2 separate regions of the Homo sapiens genome follow, and region 2 is linked to region 1. A link is an interaction called in ENCODE POLR2A ChIA-PET data of the cell type or tissue named here. Cell type or tissue: PC-3. All regions are shown on one strand. Links, peaks and the distances in the headings refer to the core of each region. The heading gives the core; the rest is flanking DNA. Region 1 overlaps NHS (NHS actin remodeling regulator). Region 2 overlaps NHS (NHS actin remodeling regulator).

What was found. Peaks named below come from ENCODE experiments on the same cell type or tissue, not always from the same donor. Only the 100,000 strongest peaks of a DNase experiment are listed, where the experiment ranks them.
Region 2: POLR2A ChIA-PET joins it to region 1 with 5 read pairs; 1 of 35 experiments calls an interaction of 5 or more read pairs at or near these places.

Annotation. Positions count from the first base shown.
Region 1 is chrX:17,396,955-17,413,366 of GRCh38, reverse strand. The region is part of intron 1 of NHS (NHS actin remodeling regulator); the gene reads right to left. Among named protein-coding and RNA genes, the nearest start is that of MIR4768, 21 kb to the left of the region's middle. RefSeq lists an enhancer at 3,198-3,739. In PC-3, for the core only: no CTCF peak of the experiment used is centred there; a DNase peak (open chromatin) is centred at 7,906; H3K27ac peaks cover 2,503 bases.
Region 2 is chrX:17,465,591-17,482,002 of GRCh38, reverse strand. All of the region lies in intron 1 of NHS (NHS actin remodeling regulator), which reads right to left. Among named protein-coding and RNA genes, the nearest start is that of MIR4768, 48 kb to the right of the region's middle. In PC-3, for the core only: no CTCF peak of the experiment used is centred there; a DNase peak (open chromatin) is centred at 6,942; H3K27ac peaks cover 1,679 bases.

The DNA of each region.
Region 1 (16,412 bases), core at 5,845-10,844:
AGCAACCCATATGATCATGATGCAATGAACTTGAGAGGAGAAATGATAACAATGACAACGCTACATAAACTTTAATTGGATAAGGTAGCCACAATCCCACAGAGAATCGGACTATTTATTTAGAAAATGGAACATATTTATTGACTGTAAGACAAAATTACATGTACAGGAGTTTTTCCAGACTGATCTCAAAAAGGCATGTAAACCTTCATTCTTGTGTGTATGTGTGTGCGTGTGTGCACGCACACACACACAAGCGCTAAATACACAGGTAGTCACATATTCTACTAGGTGCCATATGGAAATCGTTTTTCAATTAGGCTAAGTTTAAAAGCTTCATAGTTAAGATCGGAGGCTGACAAACTTCAGCCCACAAGCCAAATTGACCCACCACCTGTTTTTTATAAACTTTCATTGGAACACAGCCATGCTCACTCATTTACGTATTGTCTATGGCTGCTTTCGCACTCAGTGACAAAGAGCTATGACAGAGACTTCATGATCTGCAATGCTCAAGATATTTACCCTCTGGATCTTTACAGAAAAAAAATTGTGAATCTTTGATTAAGATAATGGATACCTTCTGACTCACACATCAGTCAGCATGCAAACATTGTTCAAGTTTGAGTCAACAAGCACTAGACTTTTTTTCAGATTATTGGAAAGTGATGTTAAATATCAGGACACACTAAGCATTCAGTTAAAAGGAACTTTTGAGACTTAGCATAATTGCTGCCTTTGTTTTCTCTCTCTCTCTCTCTTTCTTCTTAAGACAGGGTCTCACTCCCATTGACCAGGCTGGAGTGCAGTGACGTGATCACAGCTCACTGCAGCCTTGACTTCCTGGGCTCAGGTGATTCTCCCACCCCAGCCTCCTGAGTAGCTGGGACTACAGGTGCATGCCACCACACCCAGCTGATTTTTTCTTATTTTTAGTAGAGACGGGGTTTTGCCATGTTGCCCAGGCTGGTCTTGAACTCCTGGGTTCAACTGATCTGCCGGCCTCGACCTCCCAAAGTGCTGGGATTACAGGCATGAGCCACTGCACCCAGCAACGCTTGTTTTCAATCTCAATTTCTTTGAAAACATTTTTGAGCTATGTTCTTGATATGATGATAGAATACATATATATTATCTTAATATATAATATATATTATAAAAGAATACATTATTTAAGTATATAAATATCATTGAAATGGAGCCACACTAATGTTACTCATCCATAGTTCAAGAGCTTCATATATGCACAAGGCTTTTCTCACTATTTCATATGAAAAGATACACTTAACACCATAATGACATTTACCATCATTCTTTATCACTTCATTCTATGTCACTGCAAACTTCAGGGAGCTATATAAATAATCAGGGGTGGCTGAACATTCATCTAAAAATCTCCTGTTACCAAAAGTATGAAACTACACATAATTCTAATACCATTGTGAAATACATCTTTCCTGGATAAAACAATCACTTACCCCTTACAAAACAGATTATCTTATTTCAAAAAAAATTACTTGCTCATGGAGAAAAAGCTGTGATTAAAAGTGCATTTGGGGTGAATATAAACATAGGGTAGGGAGCCAGGAAAAGGAAAATCTTACAGAATATGGTCATGGGTTATTCTACACTACCTGGATATATTTCAAGGAATATTTCATTTTTTCCTCTATTTCTAAGTTCAATATTTCTAATTTCATTTTTCACACAGAGCCTGTTAATTATCTGTAGGTGATATAAAATTGTCTTCTTTTTTTAAAAAAAATCTAAATGTAAGGCCTTTTGCTGTTTGAGGCTAAGGATTGAGCATAATATGCATCACTACTGTCATCTTCTGTCAAACCCACGCCCTGAAGGTGACACAGACTGTGATGAAATATAGTACGGTAGCAAGGATTGGGTTATACTGTATGTAGATGCAGGCTGTCACATTCATGATCTGGATCAAGGATACATGACCTCATTCCATGGCTAGTCAACCTAGAGCAAGTGTAATTTATTGGCGCCAGGAGGCCTCATTATGATCTGGCATTCAACACAGCCCATTCCTCTTACTGAAGTACACATCTTAACTCCCTCACAAAGAAAAATTATAGCTACGTAAGAAATCCATATTACTAGGCTTCATTTTATTGACAAGATTTCTAAGGTAGCAGAAAGAAAATAAATTTGCCAACCCATTTTGGAACATATGTGGCATATTAAAATGATTATGAAAAATGAATAAGAGATGATCATTCACTTGAAACCACGTTGAAAACATTGGGATAACCCTTTTATGATACTTAGCCAAAATCACCACCTCTTGGGAAAAGATTAACCTGCCATTGCTTAATTTAGGACTCCAAAATATCCTTAATGTCTTGAAAGCCACTTGTAACTATAATTTCTCTTTATAGTTGGACGTATCTCCACCCACACCACACTGCTTTCTAAGTTTCACACAAAGACAATATGGTGTGCTGGCTCCTTCCAAATGATTCATAATGAGCTCTTTTAAAGAAATTTGGAAGATATAGCCCAAGAAGCAGAAGTTTCCTTTGACTAAATAATAGGATTTTTGCCTTTTTTGATGCAAAGGCAAAATTTTGGAGCAAGGAAGAGGTGTGATATAGCATATAAAATTGGAGGCATATAAGATACTAACATCTGCTCATGGGCTTATGTGAGAGTTTTCCAGGAACGTTCTATTATAAGTAATTTAAACAAAGGCAGCCATTTCAAAACCAATGGAAATGAAGGCCTGCATTTTGGGAACGCCAGGAAAGGGAAAGGAAAGGTGTCAGGAGGGACACGGATTTCTTTACTCACTGGTGTTCTAAGGTCTGGAAAAAAAAAAAAAAAAAAAAAGCAGAGAGTTGCCGTCAGAAAGGTCAATCTGGTTTCCTTTCCATGCTGTTGCTAAAAGCCTGTACGACCTTTATCTGGGCAGATAATGAACTAGTTATTATCCCAACGCAAGGTCCTGACTCTTTCTACACTCCCCATCATCAACTCGCCATGCTTAATTCAATCTGTGTTTATGCAACTCAAAGTAATCCCACCAGATTCAGCCAGCCCCTTTCCAGACAGCGATACTGTTGCTAACATGAGGGTGGTATCATTTTCAGAAGGATGAGGAGAAAGCTTTATCATGACAAGGAGACCACCCTCAGACACAGCCATTTTTTTAGTGTTCTGGCATGTTTGGGGGTTTTCATTTCTCAGTGGATCTGAGATAAGCCACCCGGAGAGCCTTTAATTGTTTCTTTGAGGCTATTGTTATTTATACTCTATGGACACTTGAAAGGCAACTCTCAGGATCTCAGTAAAAAAGGGTTTCATTCTCTGAATCTCACTCTAGGCACAGAAATACTGGCTAGGCAAGAAATCCTGGATGTTAGAGCTGTTTTGGAAGCAGCATTTTTCTAAAAAAGCATTAAGTACATAAAATTTCTCATTTGTGCCACAAGTTTTGCTCAAGTCCTACCCTGTTTACCTAGGCCTCATTATTACCCCATTATAGTATTAATCAGTGCCATTTGCCAAAGGAAAGCTTTAGCTCTCCTCCTTCTTAGTAAGATTGTTTCACCTACTTCTTTGAGGTTGGATGTGGCCATGTGACTTGCTTTAGCCAATGAAGGATGAGCAAAAGTGGTATGTGGCACTTCTAGGTGAAAACTTTGGAGCCAGTATACAATTTACTATATTCTCCTTTGTGACACGTGTCAGAATGAAGCCTCCATCAGTCCAGATCCAAGAACAATTACAACTAACAGAGCACCCCTGGTGACACCCCTTAGACATGTAGCGTAGGGGAGAAAGAAACATTTGTTATATGAGCCATTGAGATTTGGGAGATGTTTATTGTCATGGCATAACCCAGCTTATCCTGACCTTCCAGTTTCACCTTTTTACAACTGCTGCTCTGGCTCCAAAACAAGAGCACCTGTCTGTAATTGACAAGCTTAGGAGAATCCCCATGGAATAGTAATTTAAAAAAAAAAAAAAAACATAATGGAAGGAAAAGACAAGGGCACAGTAAACCTATGTTCAATTGACCATAGATTTTCATTAAGTGCTCCTGCCTGACTCATTTAAGATGCTTCACACACAGTACTATGCTTTTTAACATGAATAGTCTAGTACCATGTTTAATTATCATCACCTTTGTCTTGTTCGGGAAACAGCAGATGTTACAGTGGGCAACAAGTACCTTGTGTTATGAACTGATTGTTTGTACCCAAATTTCATATGCTGAAGCCCTAACCCCCAGTGGGGCTGTATTTGGAGACGGGGGCTCTAAGGAAGTGATTAAGGTTAAACAAGTTCATGAGGGTGGAGCTCTGATCCAGGTGAATTAGCATCTTTATCAGAAGAGACACCAGGGAGCCTGTATGCTCCCTTGCTCTCTCTCTCTCTCTCTCTCTCTCCTCTCTCCGTCGGTTTCTCCCTCTCTCTGTCTAACATGTGAGGATACAGCAAGAACGCAGTTATCTACAAGACAAGAAAAGGGCCCTCACCAGAAACTGAATTGGCAGTCACCTTGATCTTGGACTTCTCAGCCTCCAGAACCATGAGGAATTAATTTCTGTTGTTTAAATAGTCTAATCTATGGTACTTTCTATGGCAGCCCTAGTAGACTAATACATACTGGGACTAGTCAAATGGGCATCCGATGACATGAGTTGGTAATTACTTGGAAAAAAAATTCTCTCAGGGCTGAGGCACTAGAATAAAAGAAAAGAGCTTATCCTAAGGGAGAAGGGAGAACAAGTTGGAAGGAGGGATTTGAACAATCCTTGACAGACGGATGTTGTTTTGTGGGAGCTCAACAAATACTCCTTATGTACTGGGCACTGGGGATGGGGCTGGGGACACAAAGACAAAGGACACATGGGCCCTGACTCCAAAGAACTCATAATCTAGTGGAAAACACATAGAATAAACACATTGCTTCAATACCACAAACATCTACTGAGCACCCACCATGTGCTATTAAACATCACGCTGGGAGTTGAATCAAGCAATACATTAATATTGATCATCTGATCATTCTTTATAGAGGTGCATATACTGTTCAGGCAGGTACAGTGGCTCATGCCTGTAACCCCAGAACTTTGGGAGGCCGAGGTGGGAGAGTCGCTTGAGCCCAGGAGTTCAAGTCCAGCCTGGGCAACATGGCAAAACCCCATCTCTACAAAAAATACAAAAATTAGCCAGGTATGGTGGCACATGCCTGTATTCCCAGCTACTAGAGAGGCTGAGGTAGGAGGACTGAGTCCAGGAGGTGGAGGTTGCAGTGAGAGGAGATCACATCACTGTACTCCAGCCTGGGTGACAGTGAGACCCTGTCTCCAACAACAACAACAACAACAAAAATACATATACTGTTACGTTATGAGCAGAATCAATAAATAACGGGGTGGGTAGGGGCATGGGGAAACAAATGCTCCCTGGCCTCTTCACCACATGACAGCACTATTTTCTATTTTCTTCAGAATGTTGCCCCATCTTCTTGGGTCACTCTCAGTCTGGCTGACTTACCCTGGGAGACCTCAAGAGAGAGTCTGACCAAGATAGAGTCTTAGAAACAGTCAGTGCTCACTAAAAATGAACCAGTAACAACCAATCTTCAGCTCCACCATGTAAATTGCTTGGTTCAAATAAAAGGTTATATGGTCACATGTCTTAATATGCAATTCAAAGTAAGTGATCACTACACAGTATCTGAATGAAGCACACCATTCAGCTATCATGACTAGTAACAGAAGCAAATGTGAATTCTTACCTGAACACTGGCAAAATAATCTTCCCCCAAAAAAAATCAACACTCCTCAGAAAGAGCTTGCTTTTCAGAGCCTTTCCTAAAATCTTATGATTCAAGCCTTACATCCTCATGTCAGCCTCATTCAAGAGACCTAAAGCCAGATCATAAAAGACCCATAAGTTCACTGTTGGAGAAAAATTGGGTTATAATCCCTAAAAGAGGTGGTACAGATGCCATCCAAACTGTCTAGGCTTTTTATTACTATTAGGAAAATCAAGCAATTGGAGAAGGGCTTCAAAATATGGTTTATAGGGATGAGAAGGGAGGGTGAAAAAGGAAAACAAAATATAGTATTAAAAAAACAACACTCTGACACCAGAAGAGGAAACACCACAATCTCCCTGTAACTCTGGATTTACTACATTAATCTTTTAATACAGAAAGGATTTGCTGAGACAGATACCAACATAGATATTATTAGATGTCGGTCATGCTCTGCTTCTGCAAAAACAATGCATGGGAGATGATGCCAGCAGATGTAGGTTTCTCAGGTATACCTGAGCCGTTGGGAGGAAGGAAGGATGGAAGGTTTGGGAATTGACATGGCCCAGTCCTTCTTCCACAGGGAAACTTTCTTTCTGCTGTTAGGATTTTGATGCTAAAAATTTGGTGTTAGGTTCTGTGAGGTAAGCAACTCATCCTCACCCTCTTTGCCCCTGGCTGCATCCTCCCACATCACAGTCAACCTTTAGCTTCTCCCTCTTCCTCTGCAATGGCAAAATACAGAAACTAGACTATAATAGACTGGGGAAACTATAGCCTTCATCTTTAATTAGGTAGGATGGCAAGGTAACGTCAGCTTTCTGTCTGAGTAAGGTTGGGAGACAGCGTTAATGATTCCTGAGAGTGCAACAGTAGTGTGTCCTAGCAAGCGCACACACAGACATTTATTAAAACATCCTAGCTCCGTGGTGTTTTGTTTTGTTTTGTTTTGTTTTAATGAAAAAGAGTCCCATGGCACAACTCCACCTAGACACTGCTGTAACTAGCTGAGATGTGTGGTGCTGCAACCTGGGAAACATTTTAGCTGTCTTGGTTTTCTCCACCAACAATCGAAGGGGACACTGGAAGGCATGGATCCACAGCTCACAGAGATGTAAACATAGGGGAGGATTTTGTGGTAGCTTCTTGCAGACCCGCTTGTTTAGACAGGAAAATAAATGGCCAGTGTTGAGGGATAAGGTCAGTCATGAGACATATTTTCCAGTCTCCCTGACTGCAAACTAAGAGGACATCTTCTAGAAACTACTTTACCAATGTGGACAAGGGGGTTTGGGGTGGAAATGGCAGGAGAGGAAAAGCAGCCACGTGGTCTTGGGAAAGTCGTCTGAGCTACTTTGAGCCTCGGTTTTATCATCTGTAAGACTGACATAATAACTCTTGGCTTTCTTACCTCACCATGTTGTTACAAGGATGAAATGAGATAAGGTGTGGGAAAGTGCTTTAGAAAATTCTGAAGAGCCACCCACGATAAGAAGTTATTATATCCCAGCTCATCCAGAAGTTGTCTTTGGAGGCAAATTTTCAAACTAAATTGTTGGTCCATGCTAGCTCTCACAACGTGGTTCTCTTGCTTCTGCCTACCCACCTGGGGAATGAGTTCTCTTCCACCCATAGGGAACTGGATTGTGGGTGAAGCCTGAGTGGATGTTTCAGTTGAGGAAGCATGGCCTCAGGGATGCTCTAACTGTGAAACAGAGAGTGGACACGTCACGTGTGCTATTACACACCTGTTCTCTCTCAGGCAGGGGAGGGACAGGCAGCTGGGTGCATGCACCAGCATGTCACACACTGCTTCCATCAACCTACGAGGCACGTGTGGAAAAAGCTGACACTGTCACAGTCTACAAAATCCAGGAAGCAGTCCTCACTCCTCTTCTCTGTTACCTCCTCCTTTGTCCTCTCCAAAAAATGAAAATTCAAGATTAATTTTTAAAAATCTCTTTCCCTGTTGGATTTGAAGGAAAGCACCTCACTGGGAGCTGGACTCTTAGGCAGCACTACTCTTCTCTCTATCATTATCCGTAACCCTTCCAAGGTGCCCAGAGCCCTGAAATCCACTGTGATTAGTCATCACATGTCCCTCCTGATGATTAAACTGAATCACCTAAGAATCAAGATGAAACCTAGAATCCAAAGTTCACTCATTCAACAAATATTCACTCAGCTCCTACCACATTCCAGGCAGGCACTAACTGGTGGCATGCAGAGACCCACTACTTGCTCACCAAGCCTGCTCATGGCTAGATGACATTTTCCAGCAGCTCCTGCAGGTATATGCAGTCATATGGCTGAGTTCCAGCCAATGGAATATGAGTGGGGGTTTAGTACCCAACTTCCAGGCAGAGCCCATTAAAAACCTTCCTATACAATTCTCCATTCCCTCTTCTTCCATCTGTCTGTCAGATGCAGGCTTGGAAAGAGAGGACAGCCCTAGGAGATAAGAAAACTACAAAATGAAAGGGGCCTAATTGCCGAATAACAGTGTAGAAGGTTATCTACTGAACACCCACATTGAATTCCATGTGGGTAAGACATAAAACTTCTGTTGTCTTCAGATACTGAGACTTTTGGGGTTCTTTATTACAGAAATTAGCCTATTCTGACTATAGAATTGGGAGTACAAAGTGGACTAAGTCATGGTCCCTGATCCTATGAAGTTTCCAGTTTAGTGGAAGAGCACAAAAATGAGCAGGTAATTGCAATAGAGTGAGATAATTGCCACGGAGAGAGAGAGAGAGAGAGAGAGAGAGACAGAGTGTTACGGGCAACTAACTCAATGGGGAGGGTTAGTCAGGAAAGCTACCAGGAAAAAAGTGGTATCAAAGTTGGGACCAGAGGGAGCTGTATGAGGTGCTAGAGAGCTTGGCGTATAAGAAGGAAACAGAAGAATCTTAGAACTGGGGCCATGGCAATGAATCTAGGGAGGCAGAAGGAGAGATTAGGCTGGAGAGAGGCTGGGACCAGGCTCATATGGTCTTGAAAACCAGTTCATTTAGATATTATTATAAGAAGCCATGGAAGAATGTGAACTAGGAATTGTACCTTGCAAGATTTCACTCTGCAGGAGTGTAGAGAATGGATTAGGGGAGAATAAGGCAAGGCAAACATACTCACCAGTTGAAAATCTCTTCCAGAAACCAATATAGTGCTTCAGACTCTTAGACATTGACACCAACCCGGATCCCACCCTCCTTACTGCACACTTTGGTCATTGTTATTTAGACCTTTGGCCACCTTTTCTGAGGGCCCACTCTTAACAGAATCACTTCTCTCTGGCCCTGGTGCTCCCTCCCTTTCTAATTTATATCCCTCTTCCTGCCAGCCTGGCCTAACTCCCAGCATCCTTTTCAGTAAGCCCAGAGGGAATTACGACACAAAGCAAGAGGCTATACTATTCCGTCTTATACTCCTTATAAACAATGCCCATTAAACATCCAGCATTACACCAAGAGACAAGTGCCTCTGAAAACAAGGACAGGACAGCGAGGTGATTTTTACTACAGCATTAGCAGCCACACACAAGCAAACAGTCTGTCAGAAAGACAAGTGGCAGCTGTCTAGAAGGGCAGGCACAACCACTATAGAAATATAACTAAAATAGCTGCACCTGTCCGGGTAGCACTAGAAACTTATGAAAAGGTAAGTGGGGAGGGGGCTTCAATCTGAGGGATCCACCAGGCAATCTGGTTCCCAAGGAGAACTCAGGCCCCTCAGCCACAAAGGAGCAGATGTGGCCAGGAGTGAAGGACACTAAGAGAGAGGGAGCCAGGAAAAAAAAGATCAAGAAGGGCCTGGGGCAGATTTCTATTTAAAGCACAACCTTAAAAGGGGACAGAGTCTTATTTTTATTCAACCCTTGTCCAAGTGCAAAGAAATAGCAGTTTATTTCCCACATTCATCTCCTGCTCCCCTTTGAATGACAGTGTGGACAGCATGGCTACATTTCTCATTCTGTGGGTGAGATGCCAAAGTGTTCAAGGTTGCTCTAGTGTTTATTCCATCACCAGATATTACTGGTGGAGACTGGGCTACATTTACCAGCAGGAATGTGCCCCATAGTAGTACTTTCAACCTATGAATGTTCCACCAAGAACAGTGGGAGAAAATGATCCAGCCCTGCTCTCAGCCACGAAAACATGCCACCTCAAGCTGGGCTTGGAGCCTGCAATCGTTCTTTGTCCTTGGTCAGCCCTTGTAGCAGAAGCTGGCTAGCTGTTCAGCAAACCTGTTTATCTTTTCCTCCTGGACACATAAGTAGACTGTATGTGCCAATCTCTCCTGCAGTTAGGTGTGGCCATGTGACTGAGTTCTGGCCAAAAGAATGTGAGTGGAAGTAAAGAAAGTTACCTCCAGGCCTGTTCCATAAAACCCTCCCAGGTTCAATCCTCCATTCTCTTTCCCCATCCAGCATATGGGTGGGGAGGCCCAGGACCTAAAGATCCAAAAGACCAAGGACCAAAAAGATAGCAGAGACAAAAGATGGAAAGAACCTGGGTCCCTGAGTCACTATTTGGAGGAGAGCCATTGAGGATGGTCACCTGACCAAGATCAGACAACTGTATGAGAGAAATAAAGTTTTCTTGTGTTCAGCCACTGAAAGTTGGAGTCTGTTTATTACAGTAGCTAGCCTAATATGACTAAAACAGCTCCCTCTCTTATTCTTTTGAATGGGAATTTCAAATCTTCAACATTTTCCTCAAGCCCCCTAATACCCTCTACTCTTGGTAAAGGACATCATCTTATTTTTTAACAGCTTTATTGAGATGAAATTCACTCTTTAAAATGTGTAATTTGATGGTTTTTGGTATATTCACGGAGTTGCACAACCATTATCACTATCTAATTTTAGAATATTTTCATCACCCCTAAAAGAAACTCCATACTCATTAGCAGTCACTTCCCATTCCCTTCTTCCCAGCCCTAGACAACCACTAATCTACTCTCTGTCTATAAATTTATCTGTTCTGGATATTTCATATCATTAAGATCATGCAAATGTGTTCTTTCACTTAGCATGTTTTCAAAGGTCATCCATGTTGTAGCATGTATCAATAATCTTTATTGCCTTTAGTCACCTTTTTATTGACAATGTTTTATTGCATGGATATCCCACATTTTCTTTATCCATTCATTGGTTGATGGACATCTGTACTATTTCAACATTTTGCCTACTATGAATAGTGCTGCTATGATCAGCAATGTACATGTTTTTGTGTGAGAATATGTTTTCAGATCTCTTGTATATATATTTAGGAGTGAATTTGTTGAGTCATATGGTAACTCTACATTTAACATCTTGAGGAACTGCCAAACTGTTCCCCAGCAATGTATAACGGTTCCAATTTCTTCAGATTCTCACCAACACTTACTATTGTCTGCCTTTTTTATTTTATCCTTCCCAATGGGTATGATGATGTGGTATCTCGTTGTGGTTTTGATTTGCATTGCCTTGGTGACTAGTGATGTTGAGCATCTTTTCATGTGCTTATGGCCATTTTTATGTCTTCTTTGGAGTAATATCTATTCAAATCTTTTGCCCACTTAAAAAATTAGGTTGTCTTTTTATTGTTGAGTTATATACTTTCTTTATGTATTCTGGATACAAGCCTGTTATGGGTTGAATTGTGCACCTTGAAATGATATGTTAAAGTCCAATCCCCAGTACTTGTGAATATGACCTCACTTGGTAATAGGGTCTTTGCAGATGTAATCAATTTAAGATAAGGACACACTGGATTAGGGTGAGCCCTAGCTCCAATGACTGTTATCCTTATAATAAGGCCATGTAAAGACACACTGAGAAGACAGCACCATGCAAAGATGGAGACAGAATGTAATCATATGTCTGAAAGCCAAGGAACACCAAGAATTTCTGGCAACCACCAGAAGACAAGAGACAGGCAAGGAAGGATTCTTTCATAAAACCTTCAGAGAGAGCATGGCCTTGTTAACACCATGATTTTGGACTTCCAGCCTCCTGAAATGAGAAAATTAACTTCTGTTGTCTTATGCCACCCCAGTTTGTGGTAAGTAGTCACAGCAGCCCTAGGAAACTAATACAAAGTGCCTTTTCAGGTAAATGACCTGCAAATACTTTCTCCCATTTTGTGGGTTGACTTTTCACTTTGTTTATGGCATCCTTTGAAGGACAAAGTTCTTTATTTCTATGAAGTCCTATTTATTTTTTCTTTTGTCACTTGTACTGTAAGATTCATATCTAAGAATTAATTGCCCTATCCAAGGTCATAAAGACTTACTTTGCTTATAAGAGCTTTATAGTTTTAACTCTTAAGTTTAAAGCTATGACTGCTTTTGAGTTAAATGTTGTGATGATATAAGGAGGGGGCCCAACCTCATTCTTTTGCATGTGGATATTCAGCTGTCCCAGCACCATTTGTTGAAAAGACTATTGTTTCCCCCCATTGAATTGTCTTGGCACCCTTATCGATAATCAACTGATCATAAATGTAAAAACTTATTTCTGGAGTTTTGACTCTGTTCCATTGATCTATATCTGCATCCTTACACCAGCTCCACACTGTCTTGATTACTGTAGTTTTGTAATAAGTTTCAAAACTGGGAAGTGTGAGTTCTCCCACTTTGTCCTTCTTTTTCAAGACTGTTTTTTGGCTATTTTGGGTTCCTTCCCTTTCCACATTAATTTTAGGATCACTTTGTCAATTACTGCAAAAAAGTCAGCTGGGATTTTGATATGGATTGCATTGAATCTGTATATTGATTTAGGGAGTATAGCCATCTCGCAAACGTTGAATCTTCTGATCCGCGAACGCAAGATGTCTTTCTATTTATTTAATCTTCTTTATGTTCCTTCAATGAACTTTGATGTTTTTCAGTGCATGAGTCTTGCACTTTTTTTGTTAAATTAATTCCTAAATATCTTATTATTTTTGATGCTATTGTAAATAGAATTGTTTTCTTCTCATTCTCTCTCTTTTTTTTTTTCTTTTTGACATGGAGTCTTGCTCTGTCACCCAAGCTACAGTGCAGTGGCACAATCTGGGCTCACTGCAACCTCTGCTTCCCGGGTTCAAGTGATTCTCCTGCCTCAGCTTCCCAAGTAGCTGGGATTACAGGCGTCTGCCACTGCACCCAGCTAATTTTTGTATTTTTAGTAGAGACGAGGTTTCATCATCTTGGCCAGGCTGGTCTCGAAATCCTGACCTCGTAATCCACCCACTTCAGCCTCCCAGAGTGCTGGGATTACAGGCATGAGCCACCACACCTGGCCTTAGAATTGTTTTCTTAATTTCTTTTTCTGATTGTTCATTGCTAGTGTATAGAATACAGTTGAATTTTGTGTATTGATCTTGTATCCTAAAAGCTTCCTAAACTCATTTATTAGTTCTAATAATTTTTGTGGATTCCTTAGAATTTTCTACATACAAGATTATGTCATCTGTGAGTAAAGATGCTTTTACTTCTGCTTTTCCAATTGGATGCCTTTATTTCTTTTTCTTCCAATTGCTCTGGCTAGAATCTGCAGCATAATATTAAATATAATTGGCAAGAATGGACAGCCTGTCTTGTTTCCAATCTTAGGGGGAAAGCATTCAATCTTTCACTGTTAAGTATGATGTCAGCTGTAAGTCTTTCATAGATGTACTTCATCAGATTGAGGAAATTCCCTTCTACTCCTAGTTTGTTAAGTGTTTTTGTCATGAAAAGATCTGAATTTTGTCAAATGCCATTCCTACATCCATTTGGGTGATCATACAACCACACCTTCTTATTACAAAGAAAACAATGACCACTGAAAAAATTCAATTTCCAGCCATCTTCCCCATCTTATTTCACTGTAACAATCCGTATCTTTCTTCCTTCCCTGCCAGACTGTGAGTTACCTGAAGTTAGGGGTCTATCTTAGACTTATTTGTATCTTCAATATCTAGAGAGGTGCATGATACGTAAGAGTCACTCAACAATAAATGTTTGTGGAAATGATGAGGATAAATTTATCCCTCAGAGACACCTAACAGAATCAAGAGCTGAAGGTTCCTTTCCATAGGAAGAGTTGTTGATGGAAAGACTGTGACTGGGAGTAAAGCAGGAATGTTCTTAGGGTACAGTGTCCCTTACCACAAGCAGTAACTATCACCTGTCTCAAATATAAACAATTTGAAAACTCAAGTAGGGGTCGGGCATGGTGGCTCACGCCTGTAATTCCAGCACTTTGGGAGGCCACGGCGGGTGGATCACTTGAGGTCAGGAGTTCTAGACTAGCCTGGCCAACATGGTGAAACCCTGTCTCTACTAAAAATACAAAAATTAGCCAGCCGTGGTGGTGTGCACCTGTAATCCCAGCTACTCAGGAGGCTGAGGCAGGAGAATCACTTGAACCCGGGAGGTGGAGGTCGCAGTAAGCTGAGATAGTACCACTGCACTCCGGCCTGGGCAACAGAGCAAGACCTTGTCTGAAAAAAAAAAGAAAAGAAAAAAGAGAAAACTCAAGTAGGCAGGAATCCCCATGGTCTATAGAAAGAGCCATGCTTTCAGATCCTTGTAAAAATGGCTTTGGAATTAGATAGCGTTTCAAACATGTATTTTTCCAATGTCCAAATTAAGAAGAAAAGATATAGCAATAACTTAGTATTCTTGTGGTAGATAGCAAAAAAGGCAACAATTCTCCTCTCCTTGTGTCCAAAAACCTTGAAATTCTCCAGTCAAGAAGTAGAGTCTATTTCTTCACTCCCTAAGTGTTAACTGGTCTCGTGATTTGCTTTGACCAGCCCTAAGCCTGGGCCTCAAGAGGCTGTGCATGCTTCCCTGCTCTGTTGAAATTCTGCTAAAGAAGAGAGACTATCAACTCAGTAACCCAATTACTCTGGCCAACACCCAGCCAACCCTGAGAGGTAAGACCACTTTAGACCAGTCAGTTCTCAGGTGACTTGCCAGCCAACCAGTAACTCATCACAGACAAGAACAAGCCCAGCTGAAACTAGAAGAGCTACCCAGCTGAGTCCAGCCCAAATTGCCAACTCATAGAATTATGGGCTAAGTAAACAGTGGTTGTTTAAAGCCACTGATTTTTAGGGTTATTTGTTACACAGCAAAAGCTAACTGATACAGAGGCAATGTCCACATGAAGTTAGAAGACCAAGTCTTATTCCTGGATTGTTCACATGCTGATTTTACAACTTTGAGCCAATCACTTTACATTTTTGAGTCTCGATCTTTAAACAAGAGAAACAAGGAAAGATGGGGGACTGGTCAAGTGCTTTGCAATTATTATTAAACAGCCAACCCTTTTCCTCAAATGATAGGTTACAAGCAACCTCAATATATGAAATAGATGAAAAGGAATCTGTTCTGGTTCTGGAGAAAGCTCCAGAACTTCTGTTCAGCTTTCCTCTCATTCCTCTCTCCTACTCCCACCTTCACACCCTGGAATGGCACCTCAGGGATCTTGAGATAAAGTCTGGAAAACATTATCTTCTTCAGTTTCTCTAAGGCCTCTCTCAGGTTAACATTCCATGATTGTAGGCCTGAAGAGGAGAAGTAGTTTCACATGAATCAAGACAGGTTGGTCCCTTTTGTATCACTGCCCACTCTTTGTGGCAATTATTTGTTTACTTGCCTATCTGCTTCACCAGACAGTGAACAACTCAACTACACAGACAGCTTCTTCCTTATGGAGTCCCTTCTCCCACCCCAGTGATTACCACATCCCTCAACACACAGCATCTAGCCAAGAAATACCATGTAAATGGATACCTGGAAAAATGGGTGGATGGATGGATAGATAGATGGATGGATGAATGGATGAGCAAACAACCACATGAATGGATAGTTATTGCATAATCAATGAATAAATCAATGAGCACATGAATAACTTTGATATGTTATTCACAATGTTTCAAAGGTAGGATGAACTTAGCCTTCTCCATGAGCAGAAGGCCAGGGCTCCAAATTACATTTTTAGCAACGCCAAGTTACTCTCAGCATAAAGTCTGAAAGAAAAGTAACTAAATTACTACATCGTGAAAAGCAACCCCGGTTATCTCCTATCATTAATTCCTTTCAAAGGCAGGAAGCATCTCTCTCCATACTCTTTCCCTGAAAATGCCAGCCAGCCTCTCCCCAACCACAACCCAGCAGATCACCCTCCCTCATGGGCAGTTAGCTCATGGTGCCCAAAGAACAAGAAAATAAAACATAATATTACACCTTCAAACTCAGAAGATCACCAAGCACCAATACACATCACTTTACCCCAGTGATGTTGCATCATTTCTGTGGAATTTGTTATTCATCAAGGTTTTCCCAGAGAAGACCCAGGGAAAGCTCACTTAACATGCCACCCGGTTGGTTGTGTGGCCATGCCGGGAGGGGCTCCTGGGGTTGTTCTGCAGATTTCCAGCTCTGTGCTGAAAGCAGGAAGCCCATAGGGAAGTGTACTGGCTCTAGCCAGAGATTCTTCCCATCCTCCTTTAAAGCTTTTGCTTCCTGATCTAAGTTTTTAATGACTACCTTCCATTTAAACTTATCTTTAGCTTTAAAAGAGGCTAACTTCAACAGTACTGTAAGCCAAGATAATCTGGCCAGAAAGAAGTCTGGTGAATTTAGTAGCTTTTTTTTTAAG
Region 2 (16,412 bases), core at 3,967-8,966, 71 kb before region 1:
CCTACATTTAAAAATGAAGTACTGATACACACAGCATGGATGAATGTCATAGACATAATATCAAAAGTGCATTTTGATTGCTTCTTGACCTTTTGGCTAAGAGTAAGTGAAAACTGTATTCTATATGATTCTATTTACATGAAGTTTAAGAACAAGAAAAAATTAATCTATGGTGACACGAGTCAGAATAGTTGCCTCTGGGCAGGGTGTATGGACTGAATGGGGACACAGAAGAACCTCCTGAGGAGTGAGGACAATGTTCTTATATATCTTGGTCTGTATGGTGGTTGTACAGATATATATAGTCAGGGTTATAATTGTAGTTATATATGTATTTGTGTAGTGATTTTTTTAAATCTTCCCTTTAAAATCCTTTTTGTTCCATGTTTTTTCTTTCAAACATGATAGAACAAATTCCATGTTGAGGAAAAACATGTACACACACACACAAGACAAAACAAGACAGAAAGTTCAAATACTGTGGAAAACATACTCTACTCAGTAGAAACACTTGCAACATCAAATACACAAAAGAGAAATTAATTTGTGGCTGCCTGTTAAAGGAAAAAAAATAGATTACTTCCAAAAGCCAGAGAACACAGCATCTCTCTCAGGAAACAAAGTTTCCATGGCTGCAAGACCAGAGTCAAGAGGAGAAGAAAAAAAGTCATGTCAGAAGCAGCAAAGTTTATCTTTCCCTCCTCAAATGTCAGTGCCCACTGATCACTAAATCACTCCCATGGCTTATTAAAGTAAATGTCACAGAAAGTTACGGACACCGCCTTATTCATTAAATGCACTTGAAGAGATTTCTGGGAGAGAATTTTCTTTTAAATCAAATAGGAGGTTTGCACTGCAGTAAGACGGTTATAACCCATACCAGCAAGAAGGTCGTTCATAACACTGAATGGGTGTTTGATGAGATGTTTTTATTCTCAGGCTGCACTAAAAATAGGAAGAATGTAAAGTTTAAACTTTAAGCCAACTTACTTGCAATGCATTCATCTATGTCTAACTGGCCATCATGACCCCTCAAGACTACATGGAAGCCGTGTACTAAGGAAGTCATGGGCACATGTTTCTAGACCATACACTTGGCTCCATGTTAGAGTATATATATTATAAAGAGAAATGCAAAATCGCCGTGCATTTTTTAAACTAACTTCAAAGTAATTTTGTACTTGAAAAATTGAAGCCCCCATACCATCAGGGTATGCATTATCTTTTTTCTACCATCAAGAGCACTTCAATAGAAAAGTTTGAGAAGCACTATCTAGAGATGCACAGGCTAATATGGTATTTAAGTTTAAATTTAAATTAATTAAAACGTCATGGTTTTAGGGCTTACATTCCAGTCTTTAATCCACCTTGAGTTAATTTTTGTATAAGGTGTAAGGAAAGGGTCCAGTTTCAGTTTTCTGCATATGGCTAGCCAGTTTCCCCAACACCATTTATTAAATAGGGAATCCTTTCCCCATTGCTGGTTTTTGTCAGGTTTGTCAAAGATCAGACGGTTGTAGATATGTGGCGTTATTTCTGAGGCCTCTGTTCTGTTCCATTGGCCTATATATCTGTTTTGGTACCAGTAGCATGCTGTTTTGGTTACTGTAGCCTTGTAGTATAGTTTGAAGTCAGGTAAAATAATGCCTCCAGCTTTGTTCTTTCTGCTTAGGACTGTCTTGGCTATACAGGCTCTTTTTTTTGGTTCCATATGAAATTTAAAATAGTTTTTTCTAATTCTGTGAAGAAAGTCAATGGTAGCTTGATGGGGATAGCATTGAATCTATAAATTATTTTGGGCAGTATGGCCATTTGCATGATATTGATTCTTCCTATCCATGAGCATGGAATGTTTTTCCATTTGTTTGTGTCCTCTCTTATTTCCTTGAGCAGTGGTTTGTAGTTCTCCTTGAAGAGGTCCTTCGCATCCCTTGTAAGTTGTATTCCTAGGTATTTTATTCTCTTTGTAGCAATTGCAAATGAGAGTCCAAACCCTAGAAGAAAACCTAGGCAATACCATTCAGGACATAGGCATGGGCAAAGACTTCATGACTAAAACATGGAAAGCAATGGCAACAAAAGCCAAAATTGACAAATGGCATCTAATTAAACTAAAGAGCTTCTGCACAGCAAAAGAAACTATCATCAGACTGAAAAGGCAACCTCCAGAATGGGAGAACATTTTTGCAATCTATCTATCTGACAAAGGGCTAACATCCAGAACCTACAATGGACTTAAACAAATTTACAAGAAAAAAACAACCCCATCAAAAAGTAGGCGAAGGATATGAACAGACACTTCTCAAAAGAAGACATTTATGTGCCCAACAAACATATGAAAAAAAGCTCATCATCACTGGTCATTAGAAAAATGCACATCAAAACCACAATGAGATACCATCTCATGCCAGTTAGAATGGCAATCATTAAAAAGTCAGGAAACAATAGATGCTGGAGAGGATGTGGAGAAATTGGAATGCTTTTACACTGTTGGTAAATTAGTTCAACCATTGTGGAAGACATTGTGGTGATTCCTCAAGGATCTAGAACCAGAAATACCATTTGACCCAGCAACACCATTACTGGTTATATGCCCAAAGGATTATAAATCACTCTACTATAAAGACACATGCACACGTATATTTATTGCAGCACTATTCACAATAGCAAAGACTTGGAACCAACTCAAATGCCCATCAATGATACACTGGATAAAGAAAATGTGGCACATATACACCATGGAATACTATGTAGCCATAAAAAGGATGAATTCATGTCCTTTGCAGAAACATGGATGAAGCTGGAAACCATCTATCTCAGCAAACTAACACAGGAACAGAAAACCAAATACCACATGTTCTCACTCATAAGTGGGAGTTGAACAATGAGAATACATGGATACAGGGAGGGGAACATCACACACCAGGGCCTGTTGGGGAGTGAGGGGCTAGGGGAGGGATAGCATTAGGAGAAATACCTAATGTAGATGATGGGTTGGTGGGTGCAGCAAACCACCATGGCATGTGTATACCTATGTAACAAACCCGCACCTTCGGCACATATATCCCAGAACTTAAAGTATAATTAAAAAAATTCAAATAAAATTAAACTAAAATTAAAGAAAATTTAAAATTCAGTTCCTCAGTTACATTACCCACATTTCAAGTGCTCAATACCCCTAAGTGGCTAGTGGCTACCATATTAGACAGTGCAGATGCAGAACATTTCCAGCATCACAGAAAATCCTATTGGACAGCACTGGTCTAGATATACAAAAATCTAGTTAATCTATGGGAATTCTTTGAGATCCTTCCCTCCTAGCTTGAGAAGAGGGGAAGGTCTAAAATATTAGATAGACTGTTGTAGAAACTCACCTTAAATTTCAAGGTCACATTACTTGAGAGTCTACAAAGTCCTAGGTATTGGGAGGGGAATCAAAGAAACAGGCACAGACCTTGGCTTCAAGAAGCAATAGCCATAAACTACACTAGTAAAAGAGCATAGAACGAGAACTCTATCAACACCACATCTATAATACCATTCTCCACCCAACCCACAGAATCTTGGTGTCAGTTTCAAGGTCAAGCCCATTCATTTATAAAGCACATCGAAAATGGATTATATTAACAACTGGCACAGAATTCATCTTGAGCACGTTAGAGATGGAGGTCTGATTTTGGTTGGGAAAATCCCTTGGTCACTACTTGATGTGAACTTTGAAACTTGGTGCAAAGTGTTCAGGAACAAGATTACTAAAGATCTGGCAAAGTCTTCTTCATGACACAAGGGAGTGGGTGTTTGTTCTCAAGGAGAACTGGAAGAAGCAAGGATGAGAAGGGAAAGAAGAAGCTGGCCAAAGGACATGGTATTAAGGTTAAAAGGAGCAAAGCAGTTAAGTGGAAGTAGGTTCACAATTAGTTCCTCACCTCTGCCTGGCACATGAATACCCACTGACATCTGTGGTGGGCAGGATCTAAAGTGAACGTGGCATATCTTCTTGGACCTTCCATTTTACTCCATAACATGAGGTGAGGTAGCCCCAGGATATTTTAAGAACAGGGATATTCAAAGTTCAATTTGAGGTCATTTGCCATGGTAGATTGTTTGCAAAAAATGACCACAATAATTTGCCTTCCTCTATCCACACCCCTTTGCGAAGGGACTTTACAACCCCTCCTATCACTAGGTGAGTCTATTTCTCCATCCCTTGAAATTAGTCTCACTTTATAATTTGTTTTAGCCAACAAAATGAAGCAAAAATTGTATCATGCCAGTTCCACATGTAGGGCTCAAGAGACCTGTTCCCACTCTCATCTTTAATTCATTTATTATGGAGTAAAATAGACGGTCCTAGAAGATGTGCTTTGCACAAGATCTCCCTGCTTCCATCCACCCCTGCCCTGCCTCAGTATGTTCCCAACACAGTAACATAAGCCACAATGTGTCCCTTCTTTGCTAAAAGCCCCCCAGTGACTCCCCATCTCATTCAGAGTAAAAGGCAAAGGCCTTGCAATCACCCAAAAGATCCTGCATGTCTTGCACTGTTGCCCTCACCTTGGGATTTCTCCGAGCTCTTCTCCCACAGCTCATGCCTTACCCATGCAGCTCTGACCACACCGGGCTCCTTGCTATTCCTCAAATATGACAGGCACACACCCCAGCCTCAGGGCCTTTGCACTTACTATTTCCTTTGCTTGGAACTCTCTTCTTCAGATATCCACATGACTCGTTCCTTCCAGGTTTTCACTCACATATCCACTTCTCCGTGAGGCTTTCCTTGATTGCTTGATTTAATATGGCACCCTCAGCAATCCTTATTCCCCACCTTTATTTTTCTTTTCATTACAGTGTCACCACCTAAGGAGAGTATAACATATTTATCTTATGTTGGTCACCTCCACTAGACTGCAAGTTCTCTGAAAACAGAGATCTGTATGTGTTTTGTTTATTGTTGTATCCTCAACACTTACAACAGTGCCAGGAACATAGGAGTGGTTGAATAAATATTTGTTGAGTGGATAAATGGATGCATGAAACTTGGCTACCATAGCAGACACTGTCAGTGCCCCTGCACATATCCCTCAGACCTTTCAGGTAAGCACCAGGAGATTTCCAACTGCTAGTGCCTGCATCTCTGAGCCTACGGGCTAATTTTCCTGAACCAGGACTGTAGAAGGTCACTCTGCCCATGCACGAGGTGGGCTAGAAATGCCAAGAACTAATGAATGCCTCCAGGAGCAGCCTCCAAGCAATGATTATTGGGAGGTTGGTGTATAAATACTCCAGCTCCCTTGCCCCTTGGGTGGGATAATCCTTCTGTAGGATTCAGCTTGATAATGTCCTTTACTTGTTGCCCTCCTTCCCTGTATCATATTCTCACTACCTACAGGTAGTGTTACCCCCACACACACACCCACACACAAAATAAATTACCTTCACTTGAATCATTATGCCAGGATCTGTGTCTGGGGGAACCAAATCCAAGACAGTAGGGAGACCTGGCTAATTCCTGCATTACATATGGAGCAAACATTTTCTGAATCCCACTATGTGCCCACGTGTTAAGCTCAACACAAGACATCTAATTCCTGCTCTTAGGCTAATGAATGGGGCAAAGATGGATTTATGAAGAATGTTAAATTATAAGTTACATGACTGTCCTCACCATTTACTACTTTCCAGGAGGAAAAGGGGAGGGAGGGATTAAAAAGCCCATTACAGCATCCCTCAATAGCTCTGCCCAAGCCCCAATTACATGTCCTCAGCCCATCTCCAAAATCAAATAAACAAAAGCTGCACTGCTTCTTCTTTAGGCTTCTGATAAAATGTGCTATATTCACAGTGTGGTCTAACCCAGCTAATCCAAGCATCCTGAAGCTACCAAGGCTCTAAAAACTCAGGCTTTCTCTGCCAATCCCTCCCCACTTTTACACCCTTTCTTGGTCTCCAGTCTCACCCACCCCCATCCTCCCTAGAGGCATTCCTCTGGCGGATAAATCAGAGCTCTGAATTCTCTTGTGATGTTGCAACAAGCTGGCAGCGGGCATGACATGTAGCAGGGGAGGGCACAGGAGCCCCTAAATCAGAAATAATGAGATTTCTCTCTCAGAGGCAGCGTGAAATGAGAGGCAAAGAGCAAGGTGGCTGGAGATAGGAAAAGGACGAGGCGAGGGGCAGGAAGGGAAGTGAGGTAGCTGGAAGCAGCTTTAACCCAGTTTGCACTAATGTGCTTTTAGAGGTGTGTGTGAGTTAAAGAATGTGTGCATCCCTCTGTGAGTATGTACATATGTGACATGCACAGCTATTAAATTAAAGATAACTGGCAGGAGAAGCAGGAAAGGCTTATGGGAAAATGTCCCTGCCCAATGATCACAGGCTGTTGGGCATCTTTGATGAATCAGTGTTTGCAAACAGGCAGGGGAGATGCTTGGGAAGAAGCCATACTAAGATGCAAATTTGTCCTAAAGGACAAACTAGAAAACGGGAAACAGAACAACCAGATGGATGGCCAGACAGACACACAGAGAAGAATTGGGGTCAAGCTCTCAGGGCCTGAATGGCTACCAAGCTCTTATTTCCTCTGCAGCAACCGCAGGTCATTATCTGAAAGAACTGGAGGCCGAGGCCTGCTCTCTTTCTTGGCTTATTATCTGAGCGACATTCGTTCTCCGTGTGGCTAGAAGTCAGTGAAATACTAGCCCAAGCTGACAGTCTTGACTTCTTTCTAAATTGATCTGGGCAGCGTGTCTGCTCTGGGACCAGGCTTCCTTCTCATCCTTCTCCACACTTCCGAATAGCTGCTGGGTTGTGGCTACAGCCCAATTCAGAAGTTAGAGGAAAGTAAAATGGCTCTTTGCCTATCTATGCCACTGGGGGATTTATAAGTGGTTGAGTCATATTGATTCATCCTTCTATTCTCTGTCTCTATTTTTCCCTCCCTTCCCCCAATCCCTTATTACTTCTGTGTTGTAGAAATTATGGCTCATTCCAGGGCAGGAAGGAGAGGAATGCAAGAAGACACATACCCTACTCCTCATTCTCAGGCACAGGGAGTTTTTTCAGTTCCCCAGGTCTAGGATGATGCCATTTGAAAGGCTTTGCCTGTCTGGGTCTGGCTGGGGGCTTATGATTAGAACAAGATTGAGATGTCATAGTGGATGCTGTGGGGTGCCTCCAAGACCTCTCATTCTGGATTGAGGTACCCCATCTCCCAACTGCTGGGATTATTGGCTTCTGAGGGCTCACAGCTTTTTCCTGCTCTGGGAATTGCCTTCTGCAGAAAGGAGCTGCCTCACCCAAGCTCCTGCCCCCTACCTAGAGGAAACTTGCATCCAAAGACTGGTCATTTGGAAAATACAAAGGCCAGGCCCCCTTGCCTCAATTTGGGACAACTCCAAAGGACCAGCTTGCTTCCACAGCTGAGGTCTTTGTTGTACTGCATGGTGGTTCAGCTCTTCCCTATGCCCAGCCCTGCTTCCCTCACTCCTTGCAGGTGTTGATTCCACTGGCACTCCCCAGTAGCTTTCCTGTGCACGGGTCTCCATCTCAGAGTCTGTCCTAGGCACCCAACCTAAGACGGATGTGTAAGAAGGAAGCACGTTGTCCTAAAATCACTTACAAACTAAATTCTTCATTGAGCTTAAGACTTAAATAGCACATGACAAAGTTCATTAATACCTAGCTCTCTCAGGATATAAAGACTTATATTAAATAAATCACTAGTGGTTAGGCTCAGGAACAGAAGGGAAGAGCAGGGAAAACTTTCAGTTCATACAAGAGTAAAGGATTCACCATTTTTCTCATTTCCCAGTTCATTTCAATCTTCAGTGGCAAAGCTAGCCTTATCCACCAAATGTGGCACGTAAAACCTTGTTCATACAAAGAAGGGAACAACAGGCACTGAGGCCTACTTGAGGGTGGAAGGTGGGAGGAGGGAGAGGAGCAGAAACAATAACTATTGGGTAGTAGTCTTAATACCTGGGTGATGAAATAATCTGTACCGCAAACCCCTATGACACAAGTCTACCTATATAACAAACCTTCACGTGTACCCCCGAACCTAAAATAAAAGTTAAAAATAAATAAATAAATAAATAAATATAAAGCATTGTTCATGTGAAATATAATGCAAGAATGCAGGCCACATATGTAATAACCACATAAAAAAATTTTTAAAGGAGGTGAAATTAAGTTTAATAATGTGTTTTATTTAATCCATTATGTCTAAAATATTATCATTTCAACATGTGATCAATGTAAAAAAATTACTAACGAGATATTTTACATTCTCTTCTTTTATATTAAGTCTTTGAAATCCCATGTGTTTTTACAGTTAAAGCACAGCTCAATTTGGATGGTAAATTTTCATCAGAATTACTTGATCTATATTTAGATTTCATGAAATGGTTGAAAAAGTAGATTCACATACCAGAATTGTTGCAAAGAACAAAAACTTTTCCAATAACTGAATCAAACACCCATTTTAAAATTTAAACTCATTAAAATTAAATGAAATTCAAGATTCAGCTCCTCAATCGCACTAACTACATTTCAAGTGCTTACAGCTCTGCAGCTAGAGGCTGCCATATTGAACAGCACAACCTTAGTGTCTTTAACAATTGCATATCTGGGTGGATAATAAATTGGTTATTTATTTGAGGAAAAACAATCAGATTACTCTTCTTGTGGGAAGAAGCATCCTCCCTCTCAGTGATCTGGCTGGTTCATATATGTCAAAGAAATAGCTTCCAGTATAAATGGGCCACTGTTCAAGAACACTACACTCACTCATTTCTATATGGGCTCTTTAAAAAGAATTCCATCTACCACCACTTATTCTTTCCCACCACTTACTAAGTTGGGTTCTCATTTTTCTTCTGGTATCTGTCAAGATTTTATTGGCACACGCTTGCTTCCTGACTTGGCTCGACAGTCTTGATATTCTGTGGTAAATAAATCATGTGTGTTTATGTTCAAACTTTTCACTGTCTGCAAATCATTGGAAAATTTGAATCTTCCTTACCCAAATTTGTACTTAATCCATGGTCTCTATTCCTTTGACACCTTTGAAAAAGTAGAATACAACCTTTTCCTTCTGTTACAGTTGCTGTTTGGAACTTGAATTCCCTTTGCTAAAAGAAACACGCCTTTGATATCACACATTGAGAGACTCACCCATGAAAACTGTTCTGCACATGGTGGCTACATCACTCCACCAGGTCAGTGTCCTTTGGGTCCAAAAAATCCAGACTGATTCCCATCCAACTCTAAAAAGCACCCTAACCTGAGTCTATGGTGGTCTGGATGCTGGACCCAAATTCCCCTGGACACAGGATTTGCAGGGAACATTTCCTGTGCTCACAGTTGAACAGCACTTAGAGATAAACACTGACCTTTGAACTCTCAAGGTACGTTGAAAGTTGCTCTGCCTTGCAGAGAATGTCCTTCCCTGCATTTAGAATCAAAGAAGCTTCAAGCCAAAAGGAATATTGGGAATCAGATCTCTCTGTCTCTCTCACATTCTCTCACTGTGGATCTAATGGTGGGAGCCTGAAGAATGGGGTTGGGGTAAAATTTTCATCTTTAACAGGGCACTACAGATATGCTTTTTCATAATCCTAAACAGCCCAGCTATGTCTCTTGTCTCTGTCTCTCTCTGTCTCTGTCTCTCTCTGTCTCTCTCTCTCTCTCTTTCAGTATCTATCTACCTATCTTGCCCTCCCTCATCATTTCTCCTTCCCTTTGACTTTCTCTGATCTACCTTAGGATCAGAGATAATGCCCCCAAGATGCCGAATCCTTGGTGCATTCCCTGATCACATTTCACATACAACTAAGTGCCTTGATCTTAACACAAGTGGGCATGGCATCAGGAGACTTCCTAGGAAAATCAAACCTATCATATTGCAAACCAAAGTCAGAATGAGACACAAGAATCCCCGAACAAATTTACGACCACTTCTCTGCTACTTTATACAGCAGGGTTCATCAGATGACATTTTGCTGTGAAACCATTCAGTGTTCTCTGGACTAAGATTTCACCCCAGAGGTTAAGTGCTTTAACTAGATATGGAGCTCCCATCAATTCCCTCCCTGGCCCTGCAAGCACATATCCCCATCCCTGAAGGTCCATGCACAGAGATTCTCCTTGTTCACATAAGGCTTTATTTTCTACTGTCTTAGAAGCATTCCTTAGCTATGCACCTTCCTACGGTTTGATTCTGACTCCAGTAATTCCCTAATTATAGAGACAGATTTTCTGTCTTGTTATTCTAACACGGATTTCACTTAGATCTGGAAAAAAGAGTCCCAAAATGTGGTTTGAACTTTTTCATTCTAGCATAACCTTCATCTCCCTATGGTTTCAATTACAGCAGTAAAATAATATAAGTAATACTGCAAGCTATAGAAGACATTTGTTATAAAGGAATTAACAAATGATACTATAACAGCAATCATATTCATAGGTTAGAAACCAGTCCATACCAATTGAAATGTTTTAAAATAGCTTAGCTGAAATGATAATTGGATAATTTGTTATTTTTTAAAAATCTAAATGTTGCTCTTTTCCACCCCGGTGGCTCATGCAAAAATGGGAAAGCTTGGCAAAGGAGAGATTTAAACCACAGACCCCCAGACATGGTGGCTCAAAGGTCTAACCTAGTCAGCAAGCCTCATCATAGCTGTGGTTGGCTATGGTCTCTGCACTCAAACAATCTTTAATGTGCAGAGATATAACAGACATATACAAACCAAAGTAAATAAATATAGAGCTGAACAAGAAGAAAGGCATGGAATAAAAGGCTCAACCAAACCAAAAGCTGGTTCTTTGAAACGTTCAATGAAAAGATAAACCTTTGGCAAGAATAATCAAGAAAAAAGAGAGAAAGCAAAACAAATATTAGAAATGTAAGGAGATACAGCACCTACAAGCTTATCCCATTAAACATAAGTTCCAGCTACCCTCCTTGGGTATAAAGTATCTAAATTTTAACACCAGTTTCTTTCATTCACTCATTCATTAAATATTTATTGATGTGCCAGAGATACACAATGATCAACACCCCCCCACTGCCATCCCACCTGAAGCCTACCTTGTCTGTCAATTGCTACGAAACAAAGTAAATATATCACAAGTCAGGAAGCAGACTTGCCTTGAAGAAAAGTAAAGTAGATCAGGCAGTGGAACATGATGGAGATGTCATTTTAGATAGGGAGGTAAGAAAAGGTCTACTTTATTAGATGATTTTGAGCAGAGCCTTGAAGGAACCGAGAAAGCAAGCCATGAGAATATTTGAGAAAAGAGAATTCCAGCCAGAGGAAACAATAAGTGCAAAGGACCTGTGGCATATTTAGGAAGCCAGTGGTAGCTGGAGTGCAGCGAGCAGGTAAAGAGACCTGGGCAGAGAGATTGGCAAAATAAGGGCCAGTAGTACTTACCATGCTTATCTCGCAGGGTTCCAGCAACAATCGTATAACATCGGGCATGTGAAAGGGTAAGCACGAAGGATTACATTCTGCTTTGAAATGAACTTAAGTGGGGGAGTCAGTTTCATGTGGGCCTGTCTCTATATTATGCCTTGGCTTCTTGGGCAATAGCTTTACATACCAGAGAAACAAAAACCCAAAGAGTAAACCACTGTCACCATAATGGCTCATGTAGGCCCTTGACAGTCTGTGAGGGAGATTGTGAAACGGGCAGTGCGTGGGAGTAGAGTACTCTGGTTTGGATAATTAAGGGAGCAGGGGGAAGCCCTGGAGTCATACCACCTGGATTCAGCTCTGCCTCGTTTAGATGGGTGGCCTTAGGAATGTCACTTAGCTGCTTCACCCCCTCAGTTTCCCCAGCTGTAAATAGGGATAAGAACACGCCTCTCTCATAGAGTTGATTTGCAGGGTTGAGTAAAAGAGCACCCATAAAATGCCAGCACCCCCCACGTACATCAATCCACCCCAGTCTGCTGTGTAGGCCTGCTTGCCCCTTTCTCAAGTGAAAACAATAAACCCAAATCATCTCTTTTCAAACTCTTAAAAACAAAAAACAAAAAACAAACAAACAAGCAAAAATGGCTGGGCATGGTGGCCTATAATCCCAGCACTTTGGGAAGCCAAGGCGGGCCAATCACCTGAGGTAAGGAGTTTGAGACCAGCCTAGCCAACATGGCAAAACCCTGTCTCTCTACTAAAAATACAAAAATTGGCCAGGCGTGGTGGTGCATGCCTGTAATCCCAGCTACTTGGCAGGCTGAGGCACGAGAATCACTTGAACCCAAGAGGCGGAGGCTGCAGAGAGTCGAGATCACGCCATGGCACTACTGCACTGCAGCCTGGGTGACACAGTGAGACTCAAACAAACTTATAGAACTCATTCTTGAAACAATATGTTCTTTGTAATTTCACCACTGTCTATGAATCAGATGAAGGGGGCATTGCTCTGGTTGAAGCAGAGCCCCAGAGCCCCACACAAGCTCGCCTCTCCCCTCACTGAAGATGCCTGAACTCCTTAGAGGATATTGAGGCAGAATCAGAAAAACACCAGCCAGATACATGTTCTGTGGGGCCTCCTCCAGTCCTGAAATCCTATAACTACCCTCTCTTAGAGAAGATGGAGGAAAAAAGCAAAACGAGATTTATGAATAGTCCCTCTTGAATGATCCAGAATTTCCTCCCTTGGATATATACCCAACAGAAATACAAACGCATGTTTTCCAAAAGTCACACCCAAGAATGTTCACAGAAGCACTGCTAGTAATAGCCCCAAACTGGAAAATATCCAAATGCCCATAGAGAGCAGACTGGATCAATACATTGTGGTCTATTCACACCATGGAATGGAATATGGATGAATGAACCACTACTATACACCATGACATGGTTGACTCTCACAAACATAATGTGGAACAAAAGAGACCAGGTATAAAAGGGCACATACTGTATGATTCCATTTATATAAAGTTCAAAACAAGAAAATTAATCTATGGGGTTAGAAGTCATAAGAGTGGCTATCCTGGGGGCAGGGCAGGTGGACAGAGACAGGAAGGGCTTCTGGGGTGCTTATAATATTCGTTGGTAAAACTCACCAAGCTATACTGTTAATTTTGGTACAGTTTTCTATGTGTATGTTATGCTTCAATTTAAAAAATGTATTAAGGCCAGGCGAGGTGGTTCACACCTGTAATCCCAGCACTTTGGGAGGCCAAAGCAAGAGGATTGCTTGAGTCCAGAAGTTTGAGGCCAGCTTGGGCAACATACCGGGACCCTGTCTCTACAAAAAATTTTTTTAAATTAGCTGGGCATGGTGACATGTGCCTGTAGTCCCAGCTATTTGGGAGGCTGAGGTGGGAGGAGACTTTGAGCCCAGAAGGTCGAGGCTGCAGTGAGCCATGATCATGTCACTGCACTCCAGCCTGGGTGACAGAGCAAGACCCTGTCTCAGTAAGTAAGTAAGTAAATAAATAAACATTTAAAAAAATGAAAAAGAATTTTTGGTGAGGCTGAGCTGTGATAGTAACTAAGTCTTCCTGTGGTGATCATCGGTTTTGGTGTTCTCAGTAAGAAAAAAAAAAAAAGCTCTCTCCCAATATCTTTAAATGATGAGCTGAGAGTGAATGGAAACAGCAACTTCCACACTGCGAGACACCTTCTTTCAGGCCCCTCATATATGACTGAAGCTGCCAAAGGCTCACATCTCAAGCTCCAAGAGAAAGATTTTAAAGTACTTTACAAACTGTGATCGATGGCAAGGAACTTTTCTTTTTTTATTTTAGATGACATGGTGAGCTCATTCCTCATTTTTTTTTAACACTGGCAAATAGCATGATGGGAAAAACCAGCAGAGGGTATGGAAGGTGAGAAGAGTATAAGAATTACATGTCATGTCTAGAAATCCCATGGCTTTGTTTCCTTTCTCTGTTATGATAGATCAATGAGTCTATTTTTTACATGTTCTTAATATAAGCAGAGACAGCCCATTCCCAAATCCCTGGGGTGGCAGTGGGGGACAGTAAGAGACAAAAATAAAAATGATTATTTATAATCATGTGTTCAAATCCACAAATTTGTTCTTTCTCATGGAGAGGGTCTAAGTATATTTTACATATTTTTAATTAATCAAAATAGCCAATTAATCAAGTCAAAAATATGGCTCTTATCAATTATATAATGTCTTTTAAAAAATGTTTTATCCCAGTTTCACCTACATACCATAGATCTGATCAAATGATCCCTTCAGAATATTCTGGTTAAGAAAAAAATCCTTGTGTGGTTTTGTTGTTTTTGTCTGTTTTGCTTTCTCTGTTAAAATCTAGGCAATCTAATTCTTGGGTTAAGAGCCAATTAAGGAATTAATTAGTGCAATGGTAATTAATTTAATTTTTAAAATGATATTTAGGGGAATCACTTTAAGTGAGAAAATTCAGGTTCTAAAAACATGTTCAATTATAATTGGCAAAATTATAATTTGAAGGAATGGTAAACTAAATTGCTATGAACTAAAAATCTAATTTTAATCACTATGAAATTTAATGTCACCTCTCCATGGCCCTCCATTCTCAAGAAAGAGTCCTAAGGTAGTAGGAACTCAGTATGCCCAACTCCTATAATCATGAAATCTTATTAAGTTCATTTGTTTAGTTTTAAATGAAACCAAGAGATGAGATGCTGTGTTTGTAGCTGAAAGGAAAGAACAACAGTTCTGGGAAACTAGATGAACTCCCCTTAGTAAGTAAAAGTACATTTCTGTCTTTTTTTCTTTTTTTGGAATTTAAAAGAAAGAAAAGACAACTTCAGTAAGACCATCTTCATTAATTAGGAACATTAAGGTAATGTAGAAGAAAAGGTAATTTTAAAAAATGGTAGAGCAGAAATACCACTGGATTAGGAGTCAAGCAGGAGATCCAGGGCTGTTCCCTTCTTCTTACCATGTCTGAGGACCAGGAATCTGAAGCCCTTCCAGGGCCTGCTAAGCTCTTATGCCCTGAGACTAGATGCTGAGTACAGGAGCCAGTAAAAAGAAATCTTTTACTCCTTGTGGGTCCATTGGCCTCTGTACATTAACAGCAGGCTCACGTGGACATCCAGAGCTTATGCATGACTGTTTTCAAATCTGATTTTCTTCAACAGAAGCCCATGAAAGGAACCTGCAAAGAGAGTGTCCAGCTTCTCACATCACGGGATCAAACACATCAAACAAGCTTCTATCACCTCTAAAGGTACAGACAATGGCATAAAAGTTGGATATGTGCATTGCCCAGGACAGGAAGGTCTATGTTTCTGGACTGCATCAAAACCCCCCTCTGAGGTGATAATAACAAAGGAGATGCTAGGGGTCTGGCGTTAGATAACGGATCTCCTGGCAGTGGCTTCTGCCCCAGTGATGCAACCAGATTTGTCAACCCTCCAGCAAAGAACTTTCTGTTCCTCCATCCCATTTTATTGTTGACAAGATTACAATAAGATTATTTTCAGACTCTTCTTTCCACTACGAGGTGCTTGACTAGCCCAACTCTGGCCAACTTCTTCCACTCAAGCCTGCCTAAATAGACCTAGCCTTTCCATTTATTGATCAGCCACTAATTCAACATCATTATTCAAAGCTTAGTTATATACCAATTCTACCTGGGAAGTGGCCTTGCATTATCTAATTCTAACCTGTCTTGAGCACTGAAATCCATTCTAATGTCCTAACATGGAGACATTCCTTTAAACACCTGAGAACAACAAATTGGATTTTTCCAGACTTCCCCCATCTGTTTTCCAACCACTTCCATATGGCATCTCTATCTCCTTCTCTCCAGCCTCACCCTCTTGCCTGCCCCACTGCAGCTCTCTCTTGGTCAATGAGGTAAATATGATGCCCGACAGGGCAGGAGGGCAAAACTTTATTTGGTTTCAGACCAAATGTATAATTACCTCCACAATAACCACATCTGTGATCTGTGCTCTGTTTGCATTTGTAGGAAGGCACATGCATGCAGATGCACATCATTTTGCAGGGCATGCTTACACACCCAGTGTCCCAGCTAATCACCATATGCTAGACATTCAAATTCCGTTATATAACGAAGGTAGGCCATAGAGGAAAGAATAGACTGGCAGAATGCTGCTTCCCCAGGGGCAAGGAGGGTGTCGCTGGGTGAGCACACAGCAAGATTTAAGCTCTTTCAGGCAATGGATGTAAAACAGCTTTGGCATGTTAGACATTACACATGATAAAGTAGAACCACACACTGATGAATATGATGCTTTAACATAGACAGGGCAAATAGAAATTGCCACACACAAAAGTATAAAACAGTGAAAAGCAAAAATGATGTGTTCCCAGAGAAAGGGAACATTCTCTTAGACTCTAGCTTCCATTATGTAAGGAGTAATTTTTTTTTTTTTTTTTGTCCTGGAAGAGCAGATTCTTCTGAG